Linked DNA regions of Mus musculus: region 2 is linked to region 1. The links are chromatin contacts, found by Hi-C or POLR2A ChIA-PET in ENCODE. All regions are on one chromosome and are shown on one strand. Each heading gives the region's core, a stretch centred on a gene start or an enhancer-like site at or near the end of the contact. The rest is flanking DNA. Distances are from core to core; before and after follow the strand shown. Region 1 holds the start of Entpd6 (ectonucleoside triphosphate diphosphohydrolase 6). Region 2 holds the start of Nanp (N-acetylneuraminic acid phosphatase).

Region 1 (4,432 bases), core at 795-3,294:
ATCAGCAAGCTCTGGATGATATGAACAATCCAAACAGAACATCATATCCAGGGGGTACAGGACCAGAACCAGACAAACTGGTCCACAGGGTGTCCATGTTTCAGAGGCTCAACTCCAAACATCAACTTTCTTCTGTCGGGTTGAAGTGTTTGTCCACAGCTAAGGGGTAGTGCACGAAGGACTACTTTTCTCTAGCTACGTCTCACACCCAGTGGTGGTATACTGATCAGACTCCCAAAAAGCTCACCGAGAACAGCTCAACCTTAGTTTGCACTTTGCCGAACAGCGTTTGCAGAAGCAGCAGCTTGAACTACAGCCAAGTGGAGAATGAGCAGGAAGTGGACCGGAACAGGAAGCAGCACACAGAGGCAAGCAGAGGTGACTTGGGGAGGTCCACCTCCTGTCAGGTAGATGCGGGAGTCAGAGAATGTTAGAGGGCGAGCGAGGAGGGGAGGCTAGATCTCAGAAATAGGCTCCATCTGATTCAAACTGGCAGCTGCCAGATCTTTTCAGGTTTGCATTAAAAGACAGGAACCAAGCTATGTGGGAAATGACTGCTGCACATGCTACACATGTGTCCAAAAATAAAGCATATTAACAAAGCATCATGTATTTCTCCTGGTAGTTGTAGAAAGAAAAAAAAACACATATATCTATATCTATATCTATATCTATATGTATATAGATATAGATATAGATAGATGAACAGTCCGGTGAAGACTGCCTCCTCCTGATTCTTTTGCAGGGTGCTATGCCTGCATGGGCCAGTAGGTTCTTCCAGACCTAAGTACACAGAGAGAGAGCTGTGTAACTCTCAGGTTCGTTCTGTCCATGAGGCTCCAGATGGGACTCAGATACACACCATCTTAGTCTACACTTCTTCCAGGGCAGGAGAAGGGGGGCGGGCAATATTCAGACTTACCTTTATGCTTGCTGCATTATTTTCAAGGACATTGTTAAAACGCTGGTAACAGGGATGGGGAAACCTCCCCTCAACGCTAGGTATTCAGCCCCCTTCATGGCTCTGCAGCACCCCAGGAGAGATCCTGTAATCACATTCCTCTGCCTCTCCCTAGGGAAGCTCCTTCCTCACTGTCTGAGAGTTTCCTATTCTGGCTATGAGCATTCCCTACGCCCCTCACCACACAGGATCTGCAGAGACACAAAAGGACCAGGTATTTTCAGGTGACTGATTTTTTTTTGGGGGGGGGGGGATATACTCTCAGGGTGAAGGGCTGTGTCCACTGTGACCTACTCAGCAATGTTGTCTCAAAACCAATTACTTCCTGATGCTTTTAAAATAAAAATGTGTTCTCACTGACTCCCTGTCCTACATTCTGGGTGTCTACATCTGGACCTTTCTCTCTCCTTTAACCTGAAGCACCTGTGGCCACACACCAACTCAGGTGGAACCACCCTGACCCCTGGTAAGTTCTTCCATGTCACCACCGTTCCCACCTTCCACACAATCAGAACACAGGGTTTCCCCGGTTTCCTGAGCCTCCCAGTTGGGCTATCCAGTGCAGAAGGGGAGGCGCCTGGGCCTGGTTCTGCTGGGGGCGGGTCAGCACAAGCCAGCAGAATGAATGGACGCGGCAGGGCTGTGGGCTACACTCGGGCAGAGACCCCTGCTGCTTGGCCTACAGCATAGCTCACGAGTCCCACGGTGTGTTGTAGACGTGCGAGGGCTACGCAGCAGGGTCGGAAAGACAGCCAGTTGAATGGACCGAGAGCGCAAGTGACCCCGAGGCCTCCCCCCGGAGCTGTCTCCGGGCCCAGGGAGGTATCAGGCATTGGAACTGCACCACGGGGAACCCCGTCCCTCGCGCGCGTGGGGAGACCAACCGTAGTCAGTCCTCCGGGCCAAGCACATTTCGCTGGCCCCGCTTACCCTGCACGGCTCCCTCGGCCCCGCAGGAGAGGTAGTGGCGTAGCCGGAGGCAGACAGCGACCACACACCGCGCGCCCAGCTCTCCAGCGCCGGTCCGCGTCAACAGAGCCTTAACGCGTGGAAGCAAACCCCAGCAGACGCCGAGAAGCTGTCTCCGCCTACGTGCACTTTGCGTCACCGGGTGGGCAGGACGGCGTTGATGCGCGTGTGCCATGGCGTTTGCCAGCCACGCAGGCGCAATAGCCATGTGCTCTTTGGGTGTTTATTTTTCTTTCTGCCAGTAGGGGGCTCTGGAGCTCCTGCTTATCTTGGATCCTTCTAACAAGTCCTGAGGTGTGGGAGGAACAGAGCCTTGTCTTGACTAGAGTAGGAGTTACTTCAATCTCATCCATCACCTCGTCCTTCTGTAGGCTTTCCTCCTGCATCCCTCCACACCCGAGTTGCTTCTTTTACTTTCAAGGGAATTCGTGATAGGATATGCATTCACAATAGAGAATGCGGTGCTATCAAGCGTCCTTTATCCTTGGCCATATTTTCTGATGTCTTCCTAGAAGCCACAAGGTTGTCAGCTCCTAACTGCAGCGAGACTCTGGATGTATGTCCCTAATTCATTTGTCTGAATATCTCCCAAGTTGTCTTTTCCCCACCGAACCAGGACTCCGCTTCTTCCTGCCCACGTGATGGCATCTATACATTGGGGTGCAGGACACTGGTCTTGTTCCTGGAGGACATCCCTGTCTATCGGCTGGGAAAGCCTAAAAGCAAGGATTTCTAATGAAAAGATGGGGTACTCAGGGAGTGAGTGGGTGGATGCTAACCACAGAGTGCGGGGATACTGTGTGAGAGTAGGGTTGGCAATCGCTATTAGTCCCGCGAAACTATTGTAAACAGCATGTGAGCAGCTCATTGGACCTTGCCTTGTCTCACTTTAATAAAACCACCAAGATCTGATTACAACGGAAGTCTATATGGTCTCTTATTTGGCGGATCTTAAAAGCTCTCCCCTCCCCACTTCCCTGGCTGTTTTGTTGTACATAGCACTACAGCATCCCAAGGACTGACTATCTTGCTACTCACTATGGATGTGCTGTGGGAGAGAGTCTTAGTATTGGAATTGGCTATGATAAACTATATGCTCTTTGAATACAACTCCAGAGATACGACTCAATTTTCTCTTCAGTTATTGTACTAATTAACACTCTTACAAATAATGTGTGAAAGCATGGGTTCCCCACGTCTTCAACGGTGGAGTCCTTCCAAACGCTGGGTTCTTTGCTAACTTGTAGTAGAAAAACTGCACCTCACAGTTTTGACTTAATTTTCTAGTGTTTTGAAGTTTGTTCGTGGACCTGTAAGGACCCTGCTTCTGTCTTCTGCCTTCACATCTTTTACCATCTTCTCCACTTTCACAATACTTCTCTCAAATTCTCTAGAATTTTTGTCTTAGTTTTTACAAGTGGTCATACTCACTACTTGGAAAGCTATTCTCTCAGGCATTTCCTTTTGTAGATCTTTTCTCACTTTTAAAATAACATAATGCCACCTTCTCAGACTGTTTCATTTACAGTGGACCTCTCCGAGCTATTCTCTACCATTCTTTGTGTATTTCCTTCACAGTATAAGTCATGCCCAACAGTTTGTTCTCTGTTTTACTACTGAAGTGTAAGCTTCCCAAGAGCAAATGATGTCATCTGCTCTGAGCAATAGTGCTTGCCCAGCACCTGGTATTTGCATATAAGGAGCCTACAACCTGACCCTGCCTATGGTATAGACATTCTAATGGTAGTAAAGAGATCCCATTATGACTGCCATTTCTTTGCAGTTCTCTTTAGTGCTTATGACAGCCAGCACAATCTAGATGGCAAAGGAGATAAAGGCTAACTTTCCCAGAAGCAACTACAGCCAAGTTCTCTGTTGTCTTGGAACAACCTTCGGCAACATCTTGAGCAGGAGGGAGCTTGAGAAAGAGTTCTTATTGAAACAGTGTCTTCTCCAGTGCTTTAGTTCAGAACATTAAGAGTCCTCTTAATAAACGAATAAAATCCAGAGTGGTCTGCTTTTCAAATTCTGAGGTACAAGTAGATGGCAGGTACTGTTGAGACATTTTTTATCCTAGCAGCCTTTCTGGATCTTAATGGAAGAGGGGGATGGCTAGCTATGTGCTTAGGAGGCTGTGGTCCCTGGCTGCTTATCTACAGGATATAAATACATTTGATGTAGATTGTTGAGTCTTACCATGCTGTGTGTTTAGGCAGAGACAAGGTGGTAAGCAGTGGACAGTACATATGCTTCATAGCAGCTCTTAACTGAGTGTAGATAAATATCTCTGTCTGCCCTTCACAGAGTCCACAGCAGGATGAGCCCTCGTTGCCCATAGTAGTGGCTTCTCCCCAGGCTTCCTTCCCTTCTTCCTTAACCATATTTCAGGGGGAGCACGAAGTGAAATAACTTCTTTATACACTCTTTTCTCAAACAGCATGCAGGGAAACCCAAGTTAAGAAAGCATTCAAAATATTTATTGAAGGGCTAAATGGATCATCA
Region 2 (4,073 bases), core at 1,397-3,896, 290 kb before region 1:
AGGATAAGTGGGATTGACCATTGTTCTAGTTTGCTTCCAGTTGCTGTGGTGAAATACTTTGTCCAAAGCAGAAAAAGGTTTATTTGGGTCACTCTTTTAGGTCACACTGGATCACTAAGGGAAGACAGAGCAGAAACTTGAGCAAAAACTAGAAACAGATACTGTGAAAGAATGAAATGCTGCGTGCTGTTTTACTCTCTGGTTTGTGCTAGTTTCTTTGCAGCCCTGACACACAAACCTAGGGATGGTGCCACCAACAGTGAGCTGAGCCCTCCCATATCAATCATAAATCAACACAATCTCTTACAGACATAGCTGTAAGTCAGTCTCACCTGGCAACGAGCCAGTTAAGGCTGACAATAAATAAAAGCTACCCAGAACTTTTTAAATATTCATTAGCTGTATCTTTCTCTCGTCCCGCCAAGTCTACCCTTAAGAGTTCAGTAAAGACTGACATATCTATATGCACATATATATGTACATCTCAGTGCCTTAAAATTCCATAGGAAAACATCAGGGTTCTAGTCATGTAAGTTCAGAAGGAATCCAGGCTGTGAAGACCAATCTTGAAATACCAACCAATGCATGGTATCCCAAAGACAGACAAACCTCTGTTAGGATTGATTACATAGACTGCAATAGCTTGTCTAGGGTTAGATTTTTCACTGACTGAAACAAGATTCTATACGCACATTAGAAGAAGGCGAAGACCTGACCCATGTCTCTAAGATCCATGTGTCCATCAGAAGCTTATTGTATATCTATTATGATATTTGACACAACTACAAAAAGCAATTACAAATATTGCATTCATAATTTTGGCTGACTGCTAGCCTAAGTGCACACAACTGTTTCACCACCACTGCATCGGTGAGGGTAGTCTATTAAAGGAGGAACACTTTTGGGAAAGTCATCAACTCTGACTCTGCTCCATAAAATACAAAAACTATAGGTAGTCTGCCATTCATCTCTTTCTACTGAGCATCAGAAACCCATCTGTGACTTGTGTACCTCAGGTTATGGGAGCTTTTTTTTTTTTTTTTTTTTTTTCTGTACAGAGCTAAGCATCTTAGTCTTTAGTCAAGTTATACAACTCTGTCACTGTCAGGCAAAAGCAGAAGTATACTACATAGACTCAAGGATGCTGCATTCCAATTATTAAACACCCAAAAGGAGTTAAGTTTATCTCAAAACACAGGAAGTTTTACAGCCAAGCAAAGGTGGGCCAACAAGTTCCTTATGAACACAATACAGCTCAAAGTTAAATTTGTAGCCAATGAAAAGACAAGAACAATATGACTGGCTGAAGTCAGCCTTTACCTTACATAGTTTTGGCGGTTTGGGCCTGACTGGCTGGAGGCCCAGCCATTTTTTCACAATTTGTATATATTACCCAGGTAGGGTACAGTTCACTATGAACAGAAGCCACTTGGAGCCAGTATCATTCAAGTATAGACAAAGATCTTAGTTGAAGTTAATTCAAGCCAGATGTGGTGGTACTTGGGAGAACTAGCACTTGGGAGACAGAGGGAGGCAAATCACTCTGAATTTGAGGCCAGCATGGTCTACACAGCTAGCTCCAGGCCAATCAGTTACTCAATGTGACACTGTCTCAAAACAAACAAACAAACAACAAAAACTGAAACTATAGACAATTAAATTTAATCAATTCTCACATGTTATGAAATACTTTCTCATTTTCTCTGAATAACTTACAATGTAAGAACCAATCCTAATTCGAAAGCTCAGAACCAGGTCTGTGGCATTGGCTGACCCAATAAGTTCCAGGTTAGTGAAAGTGACTCCAAATTTCATCAATAAAAAAGGATTAGAGGTTGATTTCAACCAACAGAAGGCAAACCTTGTTACTTATCTTGTGGGGTTCTTAACAGACAGTCTCGGTTCCTTGCTAGAAATTACAGAAAACCATGCAATTAATAGGCACACAAGACTTGGGCTGCAGAGTTTCAGAAAAATGAGTAAAGATGGAGGGAAAGGAGCTGGAGAAATGGTTCACTGGTTAAGAACTCATACTGCTCTTGTAGAGGACCCAAGTTCCCAGCACCCACAGTGGGCAGCTCACAGCCGCCGCAACTGCAGCTCCAGGACGACCTCGTCTGTCCTCTGCAGGCACTCACGTACACAGAAACACAAATACACATTTTTAAGAACAACCATTCGGCAGACACTGCAGAGACTCCCATTTCTCTTCAGTTCTTCTAAGCATCTTTCAAAGGATGTTCAGATGAAGGCTCTAGTTCCTACAAGGCTGTGGGCAAGAAGTGAAGCGCTAAAGTCACCGGGCAGCTAGGTTCCGAGGTTGGTGGGCACACTCTCCTGCCCCATCTCCTGATGGAGACTGTGCGGTCACCATAGAAAGACAGGCCAGCCAAGGGTCTGGAGAGTTTCTCCAGTACGGCTCGGATGTCCTTCTCAGCCCTAAGCAAGCCCACCAAGCCATTAACGGAGAGGACCATCCACCCACACACAGCAGTAAGCCTTGATAACACTCATCCACCTCTCGTGCACGCGCACCCTATAAAATTTAGTGTCCGAATCTCGCGCGATCTTGCCACGGAGACCCCGGAGCTTTGGAAGGGTCAGGTGACCTCCGAGACTCCGCCCAGGTGTTCCTGACCGCCTTGCGCATGCGCGGCGCGGCAGAAGCGGCTCGCGCGCTGCTTGGGTTGCCGAGGCTATGGGGCTGAGTCGGGTCCGCGCGGTCTTCTTTGACCTGGACAACACACTCATCGACACGGCCGGGGCGAGCAGGAGAGGCATGTTGGAGGTAACGTCCCCGCGCCGTCGCCCTCCCCTGCCGGGCCAGCACTCCGCTCCGCACCCTCAGTCCCCCCGCTGCGTGCCCGTGGAGCTTCTTTCCCGCGCGTGGGGCCGGGTGCTGGACTCTGAACTGCCACGACTGCAGAGTCGCCGCCACCTGCGGTCACCCGGGCTCGGACGGCGCGGGACGAGACCCCTCGCCCTCCTCTTGCTGCAGCCCCGCGCGAGATGGGCTGCGGTGGGTTTTGGGGAAGAGGCTCAGACAAGGCTTTGGCCCAGGAAGTTATATAACTCTGAGAGGCGGGCCTGGACTTAACCTACATCATAGCATTTTTTTTTTCCCTGCAGGCCTCCCTGTGGCCTTCCGGGCTTTCTGGTGCTGAGACCCTCGGCACATAAAATGCTGAGGGGGCAGTCTTTTAGTGAGGCATTGCTGATCTGCACCCTCCTAGCTATAGCTACAGATGCTGTCGGACATCTTCCTTTTCCAGTCCTGCTCTTAACCCACCCCTACTTTCCATCCCCTGCCTTCAGCTTCAAGGAGAAACCGAAGGAGTATCAGATGTGGAAAGCCCACTTACAAAAAAATGCCTGCCCTTTCAATACTAAGGGTCTTATGCGTCTTCAGGTAGTTTTTTGTTTATCTGGATCTTAAACCTTCCACATTTCTTGCTGCATTGCACCCACAGTTTGTTCGTGTCGGTCTTTAAAATTTTTTAACCCTACATCTCTCTTGGACTGTGCTTTTCTGCACAGCTATGTTTTAAGGAAAATTGCCACCCGTTGTCTCCATCAGGGCTCTCTTCTCTGTATTTCCAAATCCACTCACTGGGACGTAGCTTCTGTCTCTGCCACAAGAATACAATAGGCTTGCCAAGTGGTTAGGTGGCTCCCAAAGTGCCAACGTCACTAGGTATTTTGAATTGGGGTGTGCATGTGCGTGTGCGTGTGCGTGTGTGTGTGTTATTTTCTTGGTTCTGAGGTTTGAGCCTACCTCCTCGCCATCCGAGACAGGTTCTCCCCTGAGCTACTTCTCCCCACACTTGGAATCAGTCTTAACTGAAGATTTCCACGCTGTCGATTGCCCCGTGCATTGTGACACCCTCACACGTTACATACTTCCGTGTGTTCTGCCTCCATTATCTCAGACTGCAGACAGGGCACACTCAACAGGTGCTCTTATCCAGCTGAGGCCCGTGTTTTGAGACTCAGGTTTTGTGTTAGGCTGGTTCTTGTTAAGTAGGTCTATTAAACCTCACATTTGAATCACAATTCTCCCAGTACTCGGTGCC

What was found. A loop is a pair of places that touch in the nucleus more often than their neighbours do. ChIA-PET counts read pairs that join two places held with the same protein, here RNA polymerase II (POLR2A).
Region 2: a loop to region 1 is called in a map of T-helper 1 cell, with 3 times the contacts of the local background. The contact joins the promoter of Nanp here to the promoter of Entpd6 in region 1. A Hi-C loop is called at or near these places in 1 of 37 maps with a recorded cell type or tissue (T-helper 1 cell). POLR2A ChIA-PET finds 5 or more read pairs at or near these places in 2 of 5 experiments (Patski and embryonic stem cell).

Annotation. Positions count from the first base shown.
Region 1 is chr2:150,746,693-150,751,124 of GRCm38, reverse strand. It overlaps Entpd6 (ectonucleoside triphosphate diphosphohydrolase 6), which reads right to left and starts at 2,044. Exons shown (of 14, transcript NM_172117.5): 1 at 1,892-2,044.
Region 2 is chr2:151,037,952-151,042,024 of GRCm38, reverse strand. It overlaps Nanp (N-acetylneuraminic acid phosphatase), which reads left to right and starts at 2,646. Exons shown (of 2, transcript NM_026086.2): 1 at 2,646-2,788. The coding sequence starts at 2,699.